Linked DNA regions of Mus musculus: region 2 is linked to region 1. A link is a loop called in an ENCODE intact Hi-C map of the cell type or tissue named here. Cell type or tissue: left cerebral cortex. All regions are shown on one strand. Each heading gives the region's core, and the rest is flanking DNA. Links, peaks and the distances in the headings are about the cores only. Region 1 overlaps Patl1 (protein associated with topoisomerase II homolog 1 (yeast)). Region 2 overlaps Zfp91 (zinc finger protein 91).

What was found. Peaks named below come from ENCODE experiments on the same cell type or tissue, not always from the same donor. Only the 100,000 strongest peaks of a DNase experiment are listed, where the experiment ranks them.
Region 2: a loop joins it to region 1, with 5 times the contacts of the local background. A loop is called at or near these places in 3 of 42 quality-filtered maps.

Annotation. Positions count from the first base shown.
Region 1 is chr19:11,932,433-11,945,005 of GRCm38, reverse strand. It overlaps Patl1 (protein associated with topoisomerase II homolog 1 (yeast)), which reads right to left. Exons shown (of 19, transcript NM_172635.3): 13 at 11,267-11,326; 14 at 9,179-9,327; 15 at 7,627-7,786; 16 at 5,167-5,322; 17 at 2,286-2,377; 18 at 2,032-2,181; 19 at 1-1,675. The coding sequence ends at 1,654. Gm22272 (a small nucleolar RNA gene) reads left to right here and starts at 11,378; the gene lies at 11,378-11,511. In left cerebral cortex, for the core only: CTCF peaks have their summits at 7,076 (motif pointing right) and 7,814 (motif pointing left); a DNase peak (open chromatin) is centred at 5,344.
Region 2 is chr19:12,765,818-12,778,390 of GRCm38, reverse strand. Zfp91 (zinc finger protein 91) reads left to right here. Exons shown (of 11, transcript NM_053009.3): 5 at 345-449; 6 at 1,397-1,531; 7 at 1,929-1,979; 8 at 2,318-2,396; 9 at 3,457-3,571; 10 at 7,289-7,388; 11 at 7,842-11,452. The coding sequence ends at 8,352. It overlaps Gm44505 (predicted readthrough transcript (NMD candidate), 44505), which reads left to right. Exons shown (of 13, transcript NR_024093.1): 5 at 345-449; 6 at 1,397-1,531; 7 at 1,929-1,979; 8 at 2,318-2,396; 9 at 3,457-3,571; 10 at 7,289-7,388; 11 at 7,842-8,214. Among named protein-coding and RNA genes, the nearest start is that of Cntf, 6.5 kb to the right of the region's middle. In left cerebral cortex, for the core only: no CTCF peak of the experiment used is centred there; DNase peaks (open chromatin) are centred at 4,121, 7,324 and 10,195.

The DNA of each region.
Region 1 (12,573 bases), core at 2,937-10,936:
AACAAATGCAGAAACAGAAAGGTATAAAGCACACATTTTCAAGTATACAATTTGTTTTATTTACAATACCCTATAAAAATGTAAATTTAGAAATTTTATTTTATTAATTAGAACTGAACAAAAAGCACAATAAGGAAGAAAAAAATAATCAAGTGTTTACTTGATCGGGTGTGAAGGGAAGGTAGGAAAGGCTCAGTGGAGACAGTCAGTAGATGGTAGAAGGAAGCTAGGGACTGTCACTGGGGAGCAGCTGGTGGAGCCCGAGGCCACAAAATGAGAAGAAATGGAGATGAGTACAAAGACAGCTGGTTGTAACGGAGGGCTTTACTGTTATACAATACATGTATGTGCAAAACGTTTATTCTCTTTAAATATCATAGCCTGTCCCCCGACTACATTCAAAAAGGTGAGAACAGCAGAAAGTAGGATCAGGAAGGGAATATAAAATAAATTCAATTTATTTTTTTCAGAACTGTAACCACTAGGGAGCCGAGTCCCTTATCCTGGCTGACTGCTGAAGGGAAGAAAAGTGAGTGGAAGGGAAGTGTCCCTAAGATTCACACCCAGGCCCTGCTGGCTGCAGTGGATGGGGCTCAGGTGAGACTCAGCAGCCAGGACAGCAGTTCTGCTGCAGGGTAGAGGACACTGAAGAGCAGAGCCCAAGCTGAGCAGCCACGGCTACATTTGGAGGTTTCTACCCAAGACACTAAATGAAAATGGGGAAGAGGAGCAGAAGCATGGCTTACAGAAGTCACGTCAGGAAGACAGTGCAGGCGCACAAAAGCTACACTGCAGAAGCAGGCTCTACGTGAGGCTCATCTTGGGTACTCTTGAATGCACTTGAGGGACAGACTCTCAAGCACGCTGTAGTCATCACAGGAAAAGGCTTAACCGTGTGTGTGCTGTTTCTATTATGGTTGTCAGAAACAAAGGAAATACAGGTTAGGAGAAAGAAAAGTCCTCTCAGCCTAGAACTGGGCATCAGCCAACTAACAAGTTTGATTTAATGTAATATGCTGTATACCCTGTATTTATATATTAAAAAAGTAGAATCCACCAAATGACAAGATGGAACAGAAACAGATTAAAAATATATCGGCTGGTTTATTTTTAGAGGTATATGTTAACTAAATATTTTTCAAACAAACTTATTCTTTAAGGACCCTCTGGAGATCATACGAATGTTTGTGTAGGGTGTTTATATATTTACCTATATCTTGACTTCTACTTAATTTTGACTCTCCTATAATCATATTAATAAGGGGAGATGAAAAAAAGACTTCAAAGCGGGAAGGAGTCCTTTGGTATACTACAACCTACTTTGAATTGTAATAGTGGTGATGGGATAAAGGGACGTTTGTTGTGTCTCTAGGGCAAAGAAAATGCAAAATTGAGAAGAATTGAGTAAAAGTAGGACATGCAAAAGTGTAACGCAGAAGGTAAAAGAAACCAGCAGAAGTACCACCCAGCAGAAGTATCAGAGCAGCGGGAATACCTGGCATTCAGAGCTAACTTCTGAAAACAGGAATGGATCCCACAAGACTTTGCTTTGGGTCATAAGCTACCTCCCCTCCCTCATTAAAAACACTCCATTGGTGATGGCAGCAGTGCAGGTGGCAGCCAACAGGAGGTACAGGATACTCTGGAGATCTTTTACCGTATCCCCTGAACCAGCCTAAGGATATGAAGAGAAAGACGACTTGTTTGTATGAGTAAGTTAAAACAGGATCAATCTTTTGCATTCAAGTTATGGTCTTTACAAGAATTCTCATAATACAAGACCTTAGATGCCTCTCAGCTTGTGTTGTTTTCTGAGGTATTGTCACACACAATACAGTGATCTGTTTTAGCGCGTGCGCACACGCGCGCCACACATACACACACACACACACACACACACACACACACACACACACACACACACACACACACACTCTATGGATGTCTCAATCTCTTACTCTCATTCCACTTCATCCTCCCCATGGTGTGATGTCTGAGATACCAAGGTAGTGAAATGTGTTCACAACTTACTGCAGTTTTGTTTCCAGCAAGTTCAGTTTCTGCCGGTCAACATAGCGAGAAAAAAGGGACACTAGATTTGTAGGGATAGAGATTGGTTTGGCCAGGGCAGCTTGGGGGATCCGTAGAAGTTCTCGGGTTGCCATGAACATCACCTCTGTCCTATGAGAGAAAACCCAAAACAGTATGAGAAGTAGAAGGGAAAGAGAAGGAGAGCAAAGATAATTTTAAATATTTAAAATAGGAGATAAGCTATCAATACTGACCACTGGTTATTTTGCGTTGATTCTATAGCAGGATCTGAACTCTGTAGGTCTTCTCCACGGCTTAGTAGGATTAGGAGCAGTGACAAGCCAAACTATAACAGAAATCAGATGGAATTAAACTTAACAATAGGGCTGGTGAGATGGCTCAGTGGGTAAGAGCACCCGACTGCTCTTCCAAAGGTCCAGAGTTCAAATCCCAGCAACCACATGGTGGCTCACAACCATCTGCAACAAGATCTGACTCCCTCTTCTGGAGTGTCTGAAGACAGCTACAGTGTACTTACATGTAATAAATAAATCTTTAAAAAAAAAAAAACAAAAAAAAAAACAAAAAAAAAACTTAACAATATATCTAAAAGGCTGGAGAAATGGATCAGGAATTAAGAGCACATGTTCTTGAAGAGGATCAAAGTTCAGTTCCCAGAAGCCACATAATAGTTCACAACCAGCTGCTGGCATTCACAGGATGCACACGCAGCAAACAAACAGATCCACTCATACACATAAAACAAATCTAAAAGCAACAACAGCAAAACTCAAAATACAGTGCACCTAAGCCTCTTCCACATCAGCTGATAGGACCATGGCACTGAATGGGACGGCCTCTATACCAAAGTCTTTGTGTAGCCAGGCGGAGAGGTCAGGCAAGCCTGGAATTAAAGTTGTCTTTCCTCTAAATTTTAGTTTCTCACATAGCAAATGACAAGCATAGAAAGCCACTTCTGTATACCCTATCCTGTTGTGAAAATATTTTCCATACCAGTCACTGATAATCTAATGATTTTGTCTTTCTCTTTTTTAAAAGAATCAAAAGAGATTAAGAAGAAAAGTCAAAGTTCATGGAAAATTAGAAGAAAGAAAATTAAGTAAAGTTATTTTATAAATAAGAAAAGGCATTAAGAGCTACATGGGACCCTGGAGATATAGCTCAGTTGGTGGCATTCTTTTCTAGCATGCACAAGGTTTGATTCCCAGCACCATATAAACCTATAATCCCAGCATTCAGGAGAATTAAAAGTTCAATGTCACCCTTGGCTACACTACACAGGAGGTTAGGGGCCAGCCTGGAATACACAACAATGGCTCAAAAGCAAAACAAAACAAATCAACAAAAATATAGAGAAATATACAAAGGGGAAAAAATCAAAGCTGAAAGGAAATTAAAAAAAAAATTATACTCCGGAGGCTAGGAAAATAGCTCTGCTGGTAAAGTACCTGCATGCAAGAGTGAGGACCTGAGCTTCAATCCCAAGAAATCACAGAAAGCTGAGGATGGTAGTGTGTGCCTGTGATTCGGCCTCTGGGAACTGGAGCCTGTCAAATCACTAACGCACATGGCAGCCTGTCTAGCCACAACAGTGAGCTTCAAGTTTAGTCAGAGAACTTATCTCAAAAAGCAAAGATGGGGAATAATCAAGGAAAGAGCCCTGATGCCACCCTCTGACTATATAGCCTCTATGTGCACATCATTCCAAAGTGTGCATGTATGCACAGAGTATTTTCTTATCTGAAATCTACAAACTTACAAAGGCTATTAATAGAAGCCTAAAAATCAGCAACATGAACTCTGAAAGGGCATGGAATGAAAATGCCACAGCACTAGGTTAAATGTGATGCTGGCAGTACTCTCTCTGGAATTTCATTCTACTTTGCTGTGTTTGTATTACAAAGGATAATCTTTCTTTTCCACAAAATTTCCCTGCATTATATATGTAAGCAAATTTTCACCAGAGTCAGGATATTGTATGACTTCTTGGTTTTCTACTGCTCTTATCAAAATTAAAACAGAGATTAAATAACAGGAAGAGCACAACTGGTCACTGTATGTCCTGAGGGATACTGGTATCCTCTACTGCCTCAGATACTTTGTTATTGTTGGTAGGTCAAAGGAGAAAGGGGTGCTGAGACTTGACCCCCATTGTATACCATGGCTCTAAACAAGTACCTACTACATAGCAGGCACCATCTAAATACTATGACAACTATGCAAAGTCTTCATCACTACTTGCACAACACAGATCAGAAAACCAGCTGAGAGGCTGGAGAGAGAGATGGCTCAGTGGTTTAGAGCACTGACTAGTCTTCCAGAGGACCCGAGTTCAATTGCCAGCACCCACATGGCGGCTCACAACTGTCTATACCTCCAAAATATGACACCCTCACACAGACATGCATACAGACAAAACACCAATGCAAACAAAATAAATTATTAAAAGTAAAATAGAAAGAAAACCAGCTGAGCATCCTATCATCAGGCTGTAATAGGGCACGCTAGGACTGAAACTTGCCTGTTTAGAAACCATGATCCTCTTACTAGGTTTCCTCTAAGAGGTTTTTGTTTGTTTTGTTTTGTACTGAATCTGGGTATGTACACTAGGCTGGCCTTAAACTTACAGAGATTTATATGCCAGCCTTCCTCCTGAGTGCTGAGATTAAATACAAGTGCACCAAGTTTTGTCTTAGTCTTTACATCTTTAACATGACATTAGCTGAAAGGTGCATGTCAGGCATGCCATGTCCTGGCCACTGCTACTCAGGAGAAGCTTGTTAGAATTTCTGGGAAATGTCCTAATAAAACAGGATAGACACCTAATCTACACCTTAATCATCCACACCCAGCTATGTTCCTCACGCCAAGCCAGTTTTAACTTTCACAACAGTTTTGAAGCAAGAATCTTCTGAGAACGGGAATCTACTGCTAAATATGACAGGAATAACTGTAGAAGACTTAATACTCGACGCTACAAATTTCACCAGAAACTAATTTTTCCAAACCACTGTTTGTGTTCTAGCCTTTGCTAGAGTGATGGATATGAAGTTCTTGAACGGAAGAAAGCTACAGTAGTGGTAAGTTTCCAAGGACAGAGACTGACAGGCGCACCTTGTTCTGGAGCACAGCAGTGAGGTGAGAGTTGGAGGGCGCTGGTGCACTTGCACTCTGAGGTAGGTTCATTAGCTGTTGCAGAAGGCTGGTGACAGTCACTGAAGGAAGATGATAGAGGAGGAGAGAGAAGGGACTCAGTAAGCATGGCAGCACCTACAAAACAGAAACAAGAGCGTTACACCCTGCAAACCATTCCTCACTCACCTCCCACCAGTGGGTGTGGCCAGCAGGCTGCTTGCCATATACAAAATCAGTCTATCGCTGTGTGCAAGGACGTTTGGTTGTCATGGAAAAGAAGGATAAATATTTGATTCTTTCTGGTTCAGTTTTGGGATGAGTTACTGACCTAGCACTCACTGCACATGATTGATGTTTTTGTTATCAGTATGAACTCATTAAATAAAATCTAACTCAGCCTACTGCTGTCATTTTTCTTTCTGATGTTAAATGTGTAACTTCTGGCAAATAGGAGTCCCCTCAAATTGGTTTGTACATCCCTAGTAACCTAGTAGTTCTCTTGCCTCTGTTGTAAGACCAGGATTATCTGTACTCCCATGAGAAAGCCTGGAACCAGCTATTACTTAAAGAAAATGGATTCTAGAAACATCGTTTATTACTTTTTAATTCACATAAGTTAAAAACTCAGCACATGCATGTACACATAAATATTTATACACACACAGGAGAGGGAGGAAGAGAATGAACTACAAACATATTTTTAGACTGGTATCAAACTTACAGCAATCTTCCTGTCTTAGTCCCCATAGTGCGGGGAAATCAGGCATGAGTTACCACACAACTTTTCTACAGAGTTAACTAAGCGTCTTCACTAGCAAGTTAGCCCCATGAAGATCTTTTTGTACTCCTAGCTTTAGTTCTATGATGTAAAATGGTGCCTGGATTGTAGTATTCAGTGAGTATCCACCAAATGACTGAGGTTCTCCCACACTTGCTTCCATTACTGGGTTCCCATGAGATCATAACTGACAAAGTGCCCACTGCGCCACTGACTTCCTTTGGCATTTATGCTCTAAAATAGGTGTACCTTTTTATTCTGGTCTTTTATTCTTTAGGATAAATCTCAAATCTTTTTTTTTTTTTTTTTTTTTTTTAAAGATTTATTTATTGATTATATGTAAGTACACTGTAGCTGTCTTCAGACACTCCAGAAGAGGGAGTCAGATCTTGTTACGGATGGTTGTGAGCCACCATGTGGTTGCTGGGATTTGAACTCCTGACCTTCGGAAGAGCAGTCGGGTGCTCTTACCCACTGAGCCATCTCACCAGCCCCCAAATCTCAAATCTTTAAATTTTTCCTACACTCCATTTTTCATTCTTGGAGTCTCTTAAAAATGTACTAGTTTGAAGGCTGGAGAGATGGTTCAACTATTTAGAGTGCTTGTTGCTTTTACAGAGGACCCCAAATCCAATTCCCAGCACCCACATGGAGGTTCACAAGCCTTAACTCCAATTGTAGGGATCTAATGCCCTGTTCTGACCTCCATGGACACTAACCGTGCACACAGTGCACATACACACAGGGAAGCAAACTACTCATAAGTAAAACTAAAAAAACTAATATATTTTAAAAAGTGTGTATGTTGCATTCTTCTGATGAGATTTAAACCTTTCATTCCTTTCTGTAAATACTAAAATCTCAAAGGCTACAGTAGTAATGTCTACCTCTTTCATGTTTTGAAGTACATAGGCATGTACTCAGGTGATTATTTCTAAATTTTTAATCAACTACAATTAATTTCCTCACAGATAACTCATTCTGAATCCTATATGTACTAATACTAATTATTCTTTTTTTTAAAAAAAAAAGATTTATTTATTTATTATATGTAAGTACACTGTAGCTGTCTTCAGACACTCCAGAAGAGGGCGTCAGATCTCTTTACGGATGGTTTTGAGCCACCATGTGGTTGCTGGGAATTGAACTCAGGACCTTTGGAAGAGCAGTCAGTGCTCTTACCAGCTGAGCCATCTCACCAGTCCACTAATTATTCTTTTACCAGTTTCTTGTCTTGAACTTGAAAAAGTACAAGAAATTTAGCTAATCTTCCAAGAGCTGTTACAAGGATAAACAGAGATCTTTTAATCAAGAATTATCAGCTGGTCACTGGTGGCACATGCCTTTAATCTTGGCACTTGGGAGGCAGAGGCAGGGGAATTTTTGAGTTCGAGGCCAGCCTGGTCAACAGAGTGAGTTCCAGGACCGCTAGGGCTACACAGAGAGACCCTGTCTCGAAACCCTCCCCCTGCCACCCCCCCCCCCAAAAAAAAGATTTACCCTGTGGGACACCATTCAACTAAACCTCCAGGCTAATGTGAAGTTACTGACAACAGAGCAAAGAGGGATATTTGACATATTTGACATCCACAAAAGTATAACCAAGAGCCAAAGTTTTCCAACTTGAGAACTATAAGGAAATTGCCCTACATGGTGGGTACCTCATCTTGGGCATCCTTCTTGATAAGGAAAGGGAGGTTCCTGGCAGTTGCCATGAGAATGTCAGCTGCTTGCTCTGTGGAGAGGAAAGGGAGAATGCGGGCAACCATTCTCTTCCCTTTTCGGATACACATGATCTGTACAAAGTGGTCATCACTTGGCCTGCAAAAAGAATGCCATCTAGTGTCAATAAAGGCAATACAGAAAACCCACATTTTTAAAAATTATGCAACACTCATCTTTATGATCATTTTGTACTACCAAAGTGGAAGATGACTTTCTAATTCCAACCAATTTTTACTTTTTACAATAAAAAGTAGAAAGTTTTACAAATATGGGAAATCATTGCCCATATTATATATAAAAGTGTGATCAAATTTGATTTAAGTAAAAATTAAATATTTTTCAGGGTTAACCTGTAAGTGTTATTAGGGCACATAGAATTTACATAGCTTTGTAATTTACTTTTTGCCCCCACAGAATGGGAATTGAGTCCAGAGCCTCCTGTATGCTAGACAAGTATTCTATTGTGAGCACTTCAACCTCTTCAATACTTTTCCATGTCAATATTCTTCAACTAAATGCATTTAATGGTTACATTACATGTCTATATAGGGATAAATCACATTTATCAGACCGAAACTACAAAGGTTGTGTTGAAAAGAAGTCTATTCTATGTTTGTGTAAGTTGTGGCTCAGGAGACCTTGAGTAAAGAGAAAGGAGCCATTAGCAGACGTAGCCTTCTTACATTTAGTATCTGGGATTTATCAAACATCACAATTAGGTTTGCTTCAGACAATGAGCAGGAGAAAGACGACACAGAAAGAGTTAACACTTCTGTCAGGAGCCATAATGGGACGAGCTAATAACTAGCAGGTGATCATCCTGCAGCTGCCTCGGATTATTATATAATCTGCGACAGGTGAGCCGTCATTAAGCAAGGCTGTGAGGGACTCATTTTAGGAAAGATTCCTGCTATTAATATGCTTTTCCTGTCATTATTAAACATACATAACAATCACTAAGTAGGAGCACACCCCTTTGGAGCAGATCTCTGCATGAAGATGTACCATCTAGTAGTGATGTTATATAGACAAATAGATGACTTAAGACTTAGTGATGATCCTATAAGAATTCCTAAAATTATATCTGTGATTATTAAGCTCTTTTATTAATGGGACTGCTATTAGGTCATTTTCTAATAATCAAAGCTGCAATGAGAACTCTGTGCCAATCTCCCAAGTGTCACCAGTTAATTGCTTTTAGATGGTAACCAGACTTTCTCCTACTCAGAGCACATTCCAAGAGGTTGTAAAACAAGTAACCAAAGGTCTACACCTTTAATACCAGCGTTTGGAAGGCAACCGGATCTCTGTGAAACTAAAGATAGGCAGGGACACACAATGTGACTCTCTCAAAACAAAAACAACAAAACCCAAGATAGATGCTAAGCTTATGAATAGTTGGACAGAGTATATCATAATCCCAAGTATGTGGAGTTTTGTTTGGCAATGGAGGGAATCTCCCATCTCCTCTAAAAGCACAATAATTACCTCTCTTGTCCAGGCAATTTGCCCCTCAGGTTGTCATACATGCTACATATTTTGTGCTTTCTTTCATCCATCAGGGCAGGCCGCTCTTCTTCTAGACTTAGGAGATAGCGCCTTTCATAATCCTCCACATCAAGGAGTAAACTATAGGTCTAGGAGAGAGACAGAATAGGCCACAACATGGCAGGTTAGGACCAGAGTATTAGATAAATGTCTTCACAGTTTAGGACTAACTAGTATAAATGCCAGCATGTAATTTAAACAAAAGAAATTTTTAAAAAGGTGCTCCTTTAAATGTAGGGGAACATGGTGATATAATCCTTTAACCATCATCCTTTCTCTCTCTTGGACTGTTAGTCAAATAATAAAATAGTGAAGTAATTATGTTTCCCAAAATTTCTAGCAGCAATGTTTTGTTTGTTTGTTTGTTTGTTTGTTTTTGAGACAGGGTTTCTCTGTGTAGCTCTGGCTGTCCTGGAACTCACTGTGTAGACCAGGCTGGCCTCAAACTCAGAAATCCGCCTGCCTCTGGCTCCCAAGTGCTGGGATTAAAGGTGTGCGCCACCACTGCCCAGCTTTTAGCAGCAATGTTAGGCTGAAATACCCAACTTACTGTAACACTGCCACCTTCCAGTGAGAAGGCTGTTTGAGAGTGTGGAGATGCCAGGGCTTGATTGCTGGCCGTTTTTCTCCATCTTTCAGTACTTTCTATATTGAGGCATCATCTCCCACCTGAACCCAGAGGTAGCCAAGTAGGCTTACCTAACTAGCCAGGTTCCTCCAAGGATCCTAATCTCTTATCTCCTCAGCATTGGCTTGCCATACCTGCCTGGCATTTATGTGAATGCACAGGATGTAAACTCTGATCTTCAAACAAACATTTTACCATCTTCTCTAGCCCTGGCAATCTTTAGATAGGGTCTCACTTTGTAGTCCTTCTGGAATTCACTATGTAGTCCTCACATTTAGAAACTGCCCTGGGAGTAAAATCCACCACCCTGGATTCCTGATAAATATTTTGCTAGTCAAGCAAATTTTCTTTTTGTTTCGTTTCTTGAGACAGGGTTACTCTGTGTAGCCCTGGCTATCCTGTTAACTCGTTCTGTATATCAGGCTAAACTGGGAGATCTTCCTGTCTCTGCCTCCTGAATGCTGGGATTTTGTGCATCACCACCAACCAGGTAAAAAGTTAATTTTACTGGCTGACACCAGTAGTCTAAGCAGTTCACAGGTATTCAACTCATCGCAAACTCAACCCCAAAACAAAACTACTATAGTTGTCTCCACAAAGAAACTGAGGACAGCATAAAAGTATAAATAACTCAGTCTCAGGTTACAGACTCCGAAAAGGGACAGTCTGCAGCTCTACAGTCTTGAACATGGTGTATGCTTTATAGACAGTCTATATGTATAATCTCATTTCACCCAATAAATGATGTAAAACTAAATCAGTTCATGAGCAACTATTCCTGTTTTTAATTAGGCTTAAGATGACCTGGGTTGATGAGATTGCTCAATGGGTAAAGGTGCTTGCTGACAGCCTGAGTTCATCTGTGTTGGAAGGAGCCGCATGTTGCCTCCCTTAAGTTATCATCTAACTTCCACACAAGCTGGAGTAAACACCTACACACACACACACACACACTTATATATCACAAAAGGTGTCCTGCTCAAAAGTAATTAGTTGAAGAGCAGTGAACAAAACCCCAGTGCAGTGTTCTTTCTAGGATCCCATAGGCAAGGTATGTAGCACAATCACTTCTAAATACTCTGGTAAACAACAAGAGCTTACCACAAGCCAATTCTTACATAATATAAAAGAACAGGGACCAGTGAGATGACTTAGCAGGCAAAAAGCACCTACCCACCCAAGCCAGTCTTGAGTTTGAGAACCAAAACCCACATGGCAGAAGGCAAGAACCCAGCCCTACAAGCTGTCCTCTGACCTTCATGCACAATGCCACCCCATACATAAAGTGTAATATAATAAAAAATGCTGGTTTACTGATCATTCTTCTACTTCTTGGGTACACATATATTTGATAGTCCTTTAAATTGAAACTAAATATAGAAATAAATTCTAAAACTTACTTTCTCAATTATAACAAGGGTTTTTCTTCTCTTATCCCGAACTTGTTTTTCTTTTGTTTCCTTAAAAAAAAAAAAAAGACTATTCAGTAAAAATTCTTTAGAACATTTTACTCTGCCCTTAGAAGCACTACAAATGTGGCTGCTGTGTGCCTGCAGTTGTGTCAGTAGGCGCAGAGAGGAGAAAGTCTATGTCTATGCTCAGTGCTTTGACCTATGACTATCTGAATGATTAGTAGCCTGAAAAGACGCTAGCTTGAGACAACTACCAATCAGGTGCCAGGCAAGTCCCGATGAACTCCCAGGATGGGGAACAAGCCAAAAACTTGAAGAACCCTGTCTGGGACTCTGGCCCCAAGCAGGAGTGAGCCAGAAACAACTACCAGACTGGCATCACGGGGCCCCTGACAGGGAGCTAACCTGAGATGAGCACCAACCAGTCCAGAGCTACACAGGCTTGGGAGGTGCAGACCATGCCCAAAAGGACCCCTGCCAGGCACCATAACGCACAAGTGAGGCACAGCACTCTGACACCACTCCTCAGATGATCCCAGACCCTCAAAGACCACTAAGAGCAAGTAAGTGGTGGAGAAATGGAAGAAAAGATAAATAGAGGGATGTGGGCACAATGAAGACAGGCACAACTAGAGACCTGAGGGTAGTGAGGAACAGCCTGAGGTTAGTAGCCGGTGTTGCCACCTGAGACCACGGTAGGGTCTTGGCTTGAGCTACTACAGGGATGGGTTGGGAAGGCTATGTAGAACTGGCCCTGGAGGCATGAGAGCAGACCCTACCACACATGGAGGGAGAGATTACCCTCCTCCTTCCTCACCCTTCACCAATTGTGACAGGTGGGAGACCTAGCTCTAGGGTCATGAGAGCAGGAGAATTGGCCCTGCCCCTCACCCACTGTAGTACTCAGGAGAGCAGGCAAGGTACAGGAGAGTAGAACTGACCCTAGTGATGCAATCATGGGCAAGCTGGCCCTGAGGATGTGAGAGAGAGTTGGCCCTGCAACTTGTCTGCCATGGGGCACAGGCAAGAAAAAGATGCCCTCATGCCTTGTCATCTAGGGCTTGTGGGAACTGGTCCTGACTCTCAATTGCTGTGGCACTTCAGAGAGTGGGACCTGCACCTCACCTGGACACCCCACAGTAGAGCTGGCCAGGTGAGCAGGCCACTAAGGATGTGAGTGTGGGAGATCTGACCCTGCCTCTTGTCTGCTGGGCAGTAGCACGGACAAGGGAGAGACCCTTCTCTTCCCCCACCTTGTCCCTCAACATCTATGGCAGGTGGTAGAGATGGCCCTG
Region 2 (12,573 bases), core at 2,494-10,493, 830 kb before region 1:
GTGTCTTGCTGAGTGCCTTTCATGGTACTTTGATAATTTAATGTTGGCTAATTATTGTGTGATATAACACATTACCAGACATGGAGTTACAAAGTCAGTTTTCTCTTGGTACCATTGGACAATTATCTCTCATTTTTATTTAAAATGTTTGTTATCATATTTGTGTAGTCTTATGAGTTCTAAGTATTACTTTTAATAAAGTAACGTAGATTGTAGTCCAACCAGATCATAAGGATAGAAATTTTTGGTAGTGTGAATTTTGGGCTATGTGTAAGTATTCTAACTCAGTCCTATTAAACAATTCTTGAAACCAGAATTTATCATTTTTATTTGCTTATTTGTAGTAGTGATGAGGAAGAGGAGGAGGAAGAAGAAATGTTAATCAGTGAAGAGGAAATACCATTCAAAGATGACCCAAGAGATGAGACTTACAAGCCCCACCTTGAAAGGTATGCTTGAAATTTTACTATATACATGCTGGTGAAAAATACATAGAAATATACTGTTGTTTTTGTTGCATGATTAAATAAATATACAAATAATTTTAAATGAATGTTTTGGAATTATAACATCTTTTTTATATAGCCCTCCATTTGATCTATTAAACCTTAATATTCTAAACTATACTATTTAGTAGATATGTGCATGTTTTAATAAGATTTTCTGGAATGTTTAGAATTGTTTTGCTTTTTATCTTATTTTTTCTTGAAATTATAGAGAAGACTTGGTTTTTATGTTTTCAGCCTATCTTAGTTTGGGTTACTATTGCTATGATGAAACATCGTCACCACAAGCAAGTTGGAGAGAAAAGGGTTTATTTGGCTTTCTCTTCCACATCTATTGTCCATCACTGAAGAAAGTCAAGACACAAATTCTAACGGTGCTATGACCTCAAGACAAGTGTTGATGTGTAGGCAATGAAAGGGCACTGGTTACTGGTTTGCTCAGCCTGCCCCCTTAGAGAACCCAGGACTACCAGCCTAGGTTTAGTCCTATCCACAATGGACTAGATTCTCCTCCATGAATCAATAGTTTTTAAAAAATCGCCTGCTCACTTGCCTACAGGTCAATCTTATGGAGACGTTTTCATAACTGAGGCTCTTTCTTTTCAGATAATTATAACATCAAGTTAACATAAAACTAGCCAGCATAGAGCAATACTTATCCATGGAGGTGTACACGCGCACACACACATTTATACATATATATATGCATACACGCATCCTTGCTATGGGACGGGTATACAATTGGTATAAAATTATGGTTTGTAAGTTGAGAATCACAGCTTCAGAATAATAAGATAATGATAAACCGTAATCTTTAGCCTGCTATTATAGACTACCTTTAATGAAGCCTTTGTTAGAATATTTGTGTTGAAATGTTTTTCTGTTTTCAGGGAAACCCCAAAGCCACGGAGAAAATCAGGGAAGGTGAAAGAAGAGAAAGAAAAGAAAGAAATTAAAGTGGAAGTAGAAGTAGAGGTGAAAGAAGAAGAGAATGAAATTAGGGAAGATGAGGAGCCTCCCAGGAAGTAAGTGGGCAGTTTCTACTAACAGTGGAAACCTACCATTCAAAGCCACTAGTAGATAGGTAGGTCTGCGTGTGCACACACATCCACATATCCCCAGGCATGGGGCACTTGCAAGCAGATGTCTGTATGTATGAACATGAAGTCAACCTAATCTACGTAGTTAGTTCCAGACTAGCCAGGGCTACATAATGAGACCCTCTCTAAAAAACACAAACACACAAAAGACAGATGAATATAAACCCAAATGAGTAATAGAGATAGTATCTTCAGGGATACAGAGAAAACCAGAAAAATTATCTCAAGTGTGTGTGTTCTCAAAAACCAATAATGTCTTTAGCCATCTATATCTCTATGAGCTTTCATCTAGAATAGTTAACTATTCTTTCTTAAATTACAGGAGAGGGAGAAGGCGAAAAGATGACAAAAGTCCGCGGTTACCCAAAAGGAGGTGAGTGAGGCATTTCTGCTTCTTATGTCTGGTGCTAGGCATTTAATTGATTTTCATAAACAGAGGGGGTGTGGCTTCTTTAAATTTTACAAATGTGGGGTTACCTAGTTCCATGATGCACAGGTGGTGTGTTTTCATTTTCATTGCATGATGCTGAGTTGTCTGAAATCCTTAGTGCTTTTTACCTCTTAGTAGCTTGCTAATTCATGTTTTTAAACCAGCAAACATTTGGCAGTTTGATTACTTATGTACAAATTTTGTGAAACCTATTACCTTTTATCACACTATATATAGAATACCACTTCTGTTACTAACTTTTTCTGACATTCTGGCATTAGAAAAAAGCCTCCAATCCAATATGTCCGTTGTGAGATGGAAGGATGTGGAACTGTTCTTGCTCACCCTCGCTATTTGCAGGTCAGTAAAATACAAGACAGTCTTTATACAGTGTCCATTACTTGTCTTCTAAGATGTCATTTTGTGTGGGATTTGTAAACACTGACATAAAATAAAAAGAAAAATGTTCCTAAATATAAAATAACATAAGTTGTCTTTATTTGACCTGTACTGCTTTAATAGAATACCAGAGGCTAGCAATTTAAAGGAGAAATTTATTGGCTTTTGATTCTGAGTTCCTTACAAGTCTTAAGAATGTGGTACCAGTGTCTGGAAAAGGGTTTCTCAGTGTGCGAGACTGGAGAACAAGAAGGAAGCATGAGGAGAAAATAAGGAACTGAGTTCAGTTTGTTAAAAGCTTTAATCCGTCTGTGGGGACAGACACTTAAATATATCTCAACATTATTACATTGAAAACGTTGGAGGATACATTTAAACCTTAGCACATTCTATTAAATAATAGTAATAATAAAGGACTGAAAAACTTGAACCCAAGTACAAGATTTTTTTAGATTCTTACAATGTTACAATATTTCCCAAAATGGAATAGCAGATTATTGTAACAATACACGCAGATACAGAATAGCAGATTTTAGCTTGAATATATGTTACCATAAAATGATTATAGCATTCCAACTAGTAATTTCGTAGAGATAGTACCAAATGGATGGTTTTATTTTTCTTTTGATTTTTTTTTTTTCCCCTCCTGATTGTGTACAAGTCTGGTATAAAATGGGGATGTGAAATAGTGAAATGTTGCTTAGGAAATGCCTGTTAATCTTTACAAGCAAGTATAAGACTTTTGGATTATGATTCTATTATAGTAATTGTAGCTACTGTTTTTTGTTTGGGGCATGTGATGTGCCATTTGGCATACTCATTGATGTGTTTTTATTTTACAAATGAAAACTAGAACTTTGAAATGTGTAAGTACATCCAAGATGACATTGCTAGTGAGTGACAGGTGCAGGTTAAATTTTTTTTCTTCTACTTTTCCTTTATTTAGCTCAATAAATAAATAAAAATAAGCAGGTAGAGAACTTACTTTTTTTTTTCTTTTCCTTTCCTTCTGCTATTTTAGCACCACATTAAATACCAGCATTTGCTGAAAAAAAAATATGTATGTCCCCACCCCTCCTGTGGGCGACTCTTCAGGCTCCAGAAACAACTTCTGCGGCATGCAAAGCATCATACAGGTACATTTCTAAGTATAAGAGGGTTACCAAATAGCCAAGCAAACTGCACTTGAGTATAAAGACTGACAATAAAGCAAGATTTTCTAGTACAAGTCTTCTTAAAAGAACCTAGAGTTGGCCACTCTGAGAGAACGTTATGAAAATAAATATTAACAAAATATAAACAAAATTTAAATATGACACTTTTGAATTGGGCTGGGTCACACATTTATAATCTCAACACCAGTAAAACTGAAACAGGAGTTTGAGTTCCCAGCCAGACTGGACTATATAGATAGGACCTGTTTTAAATGGTGGTGATAGAAAAGATGTAGGGTCTCATTAAGACCTCCTGGCTGGCTTGGAACTCACTGTGTAGACCAGGCTGGCCTCAGGCTCCCAACAAACAGTCCTGATATAGTCTCCCAAGTATTATAATTGACACTCACTGATTTTCTAGTCTTAAATAGCCTTCTTGAGATAAAACACTTGCCCTGGAAGCAGGGGACCAGAGAGATCAGATACCCTAGAACCCATGTAGGAGCCAGGCGAGCATGCTGGCTGGCTGTAATCCTCGTGCTTGGGAAACAGTGTTTCTAGGGCAATCTTACTGGCAGCTGGAAATCAGTGCTCTCTGGGTTTCACAAGCAGTCCTGACTCAAAGAAGGAGATGGAAGGCGATCCCAAAAGACACCTGACTTCAGCTTTAGTCCTTTTTATGTACCATACACATGCAAAAATAAATATTTTAAACCAACAAACATGAATATTACAGGGCATGGTCATCTAGAGTTTTAGAACATTTATTTATTCTCGACTTCTGAATTTTTTTTTTGTAATGGGAATATTGATCTTTTACTTAGCATATATTCTATGTCAGTTGTAAACTTATACATAGCCATGCTAATCTGTCTACTGAATAACACTGAATGGTGTTTTTTTCACCTAAAAAAATCTCAGAAGTTTAGCAGTTAAGCAGTTTTTGTTAATGGTCATTTAGTTAAACTAACAGAACCAGGACTTTTCAATTCTGCTGCAGGTAAATACTTGACAGTAAAGATGGAAACTTGATCATAGCTGCTCAGGAATAAAGTAGAGTGAATATTAATGAGAAAGCCTAAACAATAAGAGAGGTTTGTTTTCATTTCTGTTTAACAGTTAAATACTTTGAGGTGATTATATATAGAGATCTTAAAGTCTAGTTACTGAACTTGTTTGTAAATTTCTATAGAAATAACTTAGACACAGAAGCTGGGTGTTATGGAATAAACTCAAATTCTATTCATTTCTAGCCACAAACAATCTTGATGAAATTCTATTTGAAGCATAAATTGAGTCACCTATTCCAATATATATACTCAATTGGTATATAATACTAATTGGATATGTCTTATTACATGTGTTCTCACCTCAATCTTGGACAATAAGACTTAAAACTCCCTTTGAAAAAATATGTCCCTCCCCTAGCTGATAATGATGTACATACCCTGTCAGATGCATTCGCAGCATAGGTGCTTGTCAGGTCTCTGAGATTCCTCTTCACTCAGTTGTTGTCTTAGCTGTGCAAAAGCTTTCTGATTTTTTTATGAGGCTTGTTACTTGTCAGTTGTTGGTGTTGATTCCTGGGCAGATGGAATCATATTCAGAAAGTCCTTTCCTACACCTTTATCTTGTATTTTCTTCTAGCAGTTTTAGTGTTTTATGATTCACGTTGAAGTCTTTGATACATTTGTATTTAATTTTTATAGAAGGTAATGCATACAGATCTAATTTCAGTAGACATCTAATTTTTCCAGCAGCATTTGAAGATGCTGTCTTGTCTCCATTGTTTGTGTTGGCATCTCTTTATTATTAAATTTTATAATCAAGTAAATTTATTTTAATAATTTTGTAATTAAAATGTATTACTGCTATAATAAACACCATGCCCCAAAACAGATTGGGGAGGAAAGGGCTTATATTGCTTACATATCCACATTATAGTGCATCAAAGGAAGTTAGGAACTAAAGAAGATGCCATAGTAGACATTGTTTATTGGCCTGCTCAGCATGCTTTCTAACCCCAAGGCTAGCAGTGAACTGAGTGAGCGCATGCAATATCAATCATTAATTAAGAAAGTGTACCACAGGCTTACCCACAAGCCAGTCTACTGGGGGCATTTTCTCAGTTGAGGTTTCTCTTTCAAAGTAGAGCTTATATTAAGCTTTATACATAATACTAGACAACAGAACATCTTCAAATATCAGGTGACTACAGTTATGTGTACATGTGTTTAGGTTGTGTCTTTTATTCCATTGATCTACACATCTATTTTAATGCTGCTACCACGCTGTTTTTTATTGTAGTCCTGAAATATATTTTGAAATATAGAATGGTAATTCTTCAAGTATTGTTATTTTTTGCTCAGGATTACTTTGGCTATTGAGGATCTTTTAGGGTTATTTAAATAACAGACCATTGCAAGCATTTTCATTTGGTTTGTGTTACATCTATAAATGTCTCTAGATAAAACAGTCATTTTCACAATATTCTAATCCATCTTCATGGGAGAGCCTTCTGTTTTGTAGTGTATTTCTCGGTGTCTTTATTCAGATATTTAGTTTCCATCATCAAAATCTTTTACCTCCACATTTTATTGCTAGATATTTTAGTTTCTTTAAGGCTAATGTGAATGGACCCATTATGTTGTTCTGTGTTGCATAGAAAGCCAGCTATAATTGATTTTTTTTAAGTCCTACAACTTTACAGAAATTGTTGATTGTTTCTAGAAGGTTTATGGTGAAATTTTTGGGATCTTTGTTATGCATAGTGTATCATGTGCAAATGGGGCATATTTGACCTTTCTACTACTTTTGCATACTTTTAATTTCCTTCTCTTATCCTGTTGCTTCAGCAGTGTTGAAAAGGAGTTGGGATAGTGGATATCCCTATCTTGTCCTGACATTGATTGATTGATTGATTGATTGATTGATTGATTGATTGATTGATTTGTTGATTTATTTATTTTGGTAGAGAAATTTAGATTCACTTATCACACATAGTTCTAGGTGTGTTTATCCAGGGTTCCTGGAAACGTTTAGTGATGCCTTGAATATGGGCATCAGCACTATACTGCCAGCTAGATTAAGGAAGTTTGAAATGAACTGAGGAATTGCATTCCCCTCCTGTTTCTGGATATTCACCATGGACGAAGCTTTCCCTCCAATGAATTGCAGTAGTTCATCTGTAGATGAAATAAACCTTTCTTCAGTTACTTGTCTGTTACTTGGTCACAACAAGAAATGATGCAACTTAAATCTGTGAAATGTTTACCCTTAACTAGTACCTCTAAAAAAAATTTTTTTTTTTTAATTCTTAGAGGATGTCATAACAACGTATCTTGATGCATTACTTCTCAGTTGGACTCCTGCCAGATCCACCCTCCCCTGGTGTCCTCTGGTGTTTTGTTTTGTTTTGTTTTGTTTAAATTGACTATTTCACAATAGATGTCTTCTTGGCCCTCTCCCTCTTAATATCTTTTTGTGATACTTAGTGATTTTAAGATTTTTTTTAATACAGTGATTCTCAACCTGCCTAATGTTTGGTGTTAAATTTAGCTTCCTCAAAATACTTTCTCACTGTAAAGAGTGTGTTGTGTGCTGTAGAGTGACTGCCAGCAGACTTGATCATCTTCACACTTGAGAAAGTACTTAGCAGGTGCCTTGCTGGAGCGTTAACCACTTTGCTTTTCTTCTTAGACCAGAGGGATTATATCTGTGAATATTGTGCTCGGGCCTTCAAGAGTTCCCACAATCTGGCAGTACACCGGATGATTCATACGGGCGAGAAGCCATTACAGTGAGTGTTTACTTAGTAGTGAACATCTGGGTAGAAGTGCATTTATTTCACATGGAGATTTATCCCTTAAAAACATTTCAGTTGATACTGCTATTTACTTTTACTAAATTAAAGACTGAATATTTATTGGGGAATTACTTGCTGCCTTTTTCTTTGCTTTACTGTTCTTTTTAAATATATTTTTAGTAGCTTGAAAATTCTTCCTTAACCACTTACCACCAAACCCAGCCCCCTTATGTAAATAACCCATGAATGCAATTTATGCTGCCTATGTGCTTGAGTATAAAGTGAAGTGTGCTTGTTTTGTTGTTTCTTAAACATAAAAAAAAAAATTAATTTTTTTAGTTAGATTTCCTAATCCTTCCTAAGTATTGTATGGATATGTAAGTTTTTCAGTTCTCACCTGGCCCTTAAGATCCTCTGATTGATGATTTACTTTTGGATTTCCTTTAGATGTGAGATCTGTGGATTTACTTGTCGACAAAAAGCATCTCTTAATTGGCACATGAAGAAACATGATGCAGACTCCTTCTACCAGTTTTCTTGCAATATCTGTGGCAAAAAATTTGAGAAGAAGGACAGTGTAGTGGCACACAAAGCAAAAAGCCACCCTGAGGTGCTGATTGCAGAAGCTCTGGCAGCCAATGCGGGCGCCCTCATCACCAGCACAGATATCTTGGGCACTAACCCAGAGCCCCTGACACAGCCTGCAGATGGTCAGGGGCTTCCTCTTCTTCCTGAGCCCTTGGGAAACTCAACAGCTGGAGAGTGCCTACTGCTAGAAGCTGAAGGGATGTCAAAGTCATACTGCAGTGGGACAGAACGGGTGAGCCTTATGGCTGACGGGAAGATCTTTGTGGGAAGTGGCAGCAGTGGGGGCACTGAAGGGCTGGTCATGAACTCGGATATACTCGGTGCTACCACAGAGGTTCTGATTGAAGATACAGACTCTACTGGACCCTAGTGCAAAGGAAGACTTTGGGCACTGGGACAGTGCAGACTTTGTATTTAAAAGATAAAAAGGACAAAAAAAATTTAAAGCATTTAAAAATCTAGTAAAATAACTGAAGGGCCTGCTCTTTGCATTGTGGATCACAACACACACACACACCATCCCCATTCCCTGAACTCCCCTTCCTCATCCTTAAAATATTGATGTAGCCTTTACCAGAAAGGTTGATGAAAAAGCAGCAACATGCTAGGTTCCAGCCAGCAGCAGACTTCCTGCTCATTGGCAAATCTCCTTTTTCTCAGCCTATAACTCTGATGTGCTCTGGATCAGCTTTGAACTCATAATAGTATATTACTATCATCTAAATCTTTTCTCCTCTACTACTGCCCTATGGCTCTGGCTTCTTCCCACTGCAACAACCAACACTTACCCTCAAATATTATATAATTCTATTTTCCGGAGGCTGGCAGCTTGACTTGGCACTTTAGGGCTCCTTGGCAGGATGCTGTTAAAACAGCACACATCTCTCACCCCTCTTCCATTACTCACTGGGTTTGGGGAAGGAAGGATACATGGGGACCACCTCCCTCCCTTTCAATGGATCCCAGCACCTCAGTTCCCCCCACTCCTGAACCTCCATAATGCTCTTAATGGTGCTCACTTGCTTGGAAGCAGGCTCCCAAGAGAGGGGACTGACCTCTGTTTCTGGCTGAAAGATAGGGCTCTGTGTCAGTGAGAAAAGTCCCAGGCTAATGGCAGAAATTTGCACTTTGAACATGTGTGTTTTGTGTTGTGGAACCTGAGATTCCTTATTTATTAATGGAAAGTCTGATTTTTTGGGGGGGAGGGTCTTTGTTGCTATGTTTTGTGGGGCTGGGAGAGTAGATTATTCTGACATGGGATCCTTCCTACAAGAGGTACTTTGAAGGCAAGGCTTAGAGTTGAAGAAGCACAGCCAGCCTCTAAAATCATAGTTCTCCAGTGGCCTTTAAAGTAAGCTGGTCCCCAGCACTAACAGAATCACTACAATAGCCTAGTGCTTTTTTGGAAGCCTTAGGGAAGTTTGATAGGTTTGTGGTAACTAGTGTGCTCTTTGAGATTTTTAAGAGCATTTGAGATACAAGAATTTTGAGGGGATGAGGAATGTTGGTCAAGGTCTAAATCACACATAAAAAATTTTCTTCTGTGAATTTATCTTCTTTGCATATATATCCCTGCTGGCCCCTTGTTTTGATTTTGTTATTGGTCATTCCAGCTCTCAGTGGAAGACCGGACCCTGTCATTCATGAAGGAACACAATCTAAAAGTTCTAGAGATTTGGTTAAGAGTAAACTCTTCTGTCTTATCTCCTCTTTAGAAGAGACAAAGCTTCAATAGACAAAAACAAAAGTAAAAATCTATACGATAATGTTTTTTGGCTTTCCCCAGAATTATCTGTTTTCCTCTGAGTAGAGATTTTAATGCCCTGTGGCATTAAAATTACTGTCACTGGGAGACACGGATCATATTTTTACATGCTTCTACCTCTCAAAAGACTAAAACCCTAATTCAGCTCATTTTTTGAAAATTAGGAGTGCAGTTCTTCCCTGTGTACTTCAGAATCAGCCATTGAAGACTGGGCCAGTTGTTGTCAGCAACACATGATGACTATTGGGAAAAATAAGAGTTTGAGAACAAAATAAGGAACAGCTTGTTTTTCACAAACACTAAAACTGTGGAGTTTATCAAATTTTCTCTGCTTGATTTTTTTTTCCCCCCAAAAGGAGAATAGCAAAATGTCATCTCTGAAAGACGCTTACTATACACCCACCTATGTCGGTGGTTGGGATGCCAGGGAGAGGGAGGAAGACACCTACAGGAACAATCTTAAACACATTATTGTTTCCTCTAGAGTGTTGCAGACTTAGCCACCCCTCCATGTGAGGGGAGAAAAGGCATGAAGACAGGCTTTTCTGCCCTGCAGAGTTGCAGTTGACCTTGGTACATTGCATAGATTTGAAAACACTTTAAGAGGAATTAAAAATGGATCTGCAGCAAACTTTGCTCCTCTTGACGCTGTTTATCTAGTATCTGTGTCCTACACTTACCCTTTGTTTTTCACATTTAGAATGTCTCCAATAAATTAGATAGAGCCACCCACAGAAAAACAAACTGCATTGAAAACATCTCACTTTTCTGGGATGGGGAAAAATATGTTCTTTTCTGTACTTCGCTCTCCTCCCCATAAAAGCAACTAGTTCTAAAACTTAGAAACTTCCTGTCCTCTCATGGGGTTGGGGTGGGGCTGAAAGGGGGCTCGGTCATCTTAGCTGCTCTCTGTTGGCAATAAGTTTTTTTAGCAGTTTGCAATAAATTTTTCATGAACTTCCTATTCCTTTTGAGAGCTAGTGCTAGTATAATAAAAGTGTATGAGCAAACTAAGCCCCTACCCTTTTCTTTTTTCCCATGCCAGTCATTTAATTGTCCTTCGAAGGAGTCCTTTTAGTTTTGAAAATAGTTAATTCATACTGATGGTTTGTTATCTTTTAAGTCATACCTCCATCTTCAATTGGCAATTCTAAATTCTTAGGTATATAGTTATGATAATTACTTGGTATTTCTGGGAGTTGTGTACCCTCCTTGCTTGCATTGCTAGCGTATTTTGCATAATTAGACCCTAACACATTTTACAGGGTTTAGTCAGACACTGGCTGGGAGTCCTGGGAATGAGCAGAGAAAACATCAGCATAGAGCACTTGGACCTCCCTTGTACCTGTTCAGAGGAAGAAAATCAACTAACTATATACCAACAACCTAAGTGAGGTCTTACAGCCTTGCTGCAGGGCTAGTTTCCTGCCTTTCTTTCTATCAATTTTCCAGTATACTCAAGAAAATCGGGAAATTGTAATGGGGCAGTTATATCTCCTGAGACTTTTTGCCTGTTGAAATGTGCAGGACCCTTTTCCTGTGATGAGAGATAGCTGGTTACTTGATCTAGGTTTAAAAGTTATGTAAAAGAAAAAAATTATAATAAAAGGGATACTTTGCTTTTAAAATCTTGTTTCCTTTTAATCTAGGTAATCATTTCAAAATAAGTATGTAAAGAAGAAAAATAAAAGTTGTCTTCCTGGAAGCAACTGGTCTTCCTTGGTTGTACTGAGTTAGTCATGCGAGGATAAAACAGTTGATGCTGCTAAATGAGGAAAACATGCCCCTTTTGTATGGTGCTATTTGCTCTTTGTTAAGAGTTGGGAGGGCTTCTAATGCAGAGAGGCCTTGTAGCTCTGTGTTTGGCAGACTCCAAAGGGTGTTTTGGTTGCTTTCTAGGGGATGTTAAGGATACTGTGAAGTACAGTTTACTCTGACAATGACAAAACCGTGGTTGCATTTAAGACCAGTGCTTCTTACCAAAGCTTTTATGTCAAGTTCTAACTTTAAAAAAAGAAAACATAATTCAACCTTGCTAAAAAGTTCTATGGCAGCCATTTCTCACCTATGTCAATTTGCTACTGAGGTGGCAAGTGTTTGAACTTCTTGGCAAAATCTGTGATATAAAATGGGGACATTGACTTCACTGACCTATTTCGGGTTGAAACTTTGAAACTTGAGCCTATTAACTTCACCCACTAAGTGCAGTACAATAGAATGACAGGTCTGTAAGACCTTTTTAACTCTTTTGTCTTCATTTCAAAGCCTTGTTCATTACCTTGCTAAGCATGGCGAATGACTGGGACTGGTAAGAAAAAGAAGCATGTTGTCACTTGAGTGAAAGTGCCTGAGAAATGTTACCAAGTTTGGGTTGGGTGTTTCCTTTGGGAGAGAACAGGCCTAAACAGTGCCTTCCACATCCTGTAGCTACCAGGAAGGCCCCATGGTTGAGACTAGAGATGCTCCTTTAGCTAATTTTTAAACAAGTCTAAACCTTACAGATAATGGGAACGGAAAGATGGCTATAAATGACCTGTATCACATAGTCTCTGTTTCTTGCACATATCATGAGCTACCCAAAGAAATTGTAAAGTCAGTGTGAGGTGGGGGGAAATAAAGCCAAAGACCAATGCAGAAATACGAATCTAGTTTATTGTATTAATTTCTTAGATAAAAGACATCAAATGAGAAAACTACCCCCAAGACTAATGTTCAGCCCAGGATTACTCAAGATTCCAATGAAGTTTAAATGTGTAGCATAGTATCTGACTCATTTAATAAGTGACACCTATTTCAATACTATATTTTGCCAGGATAAAACAAATT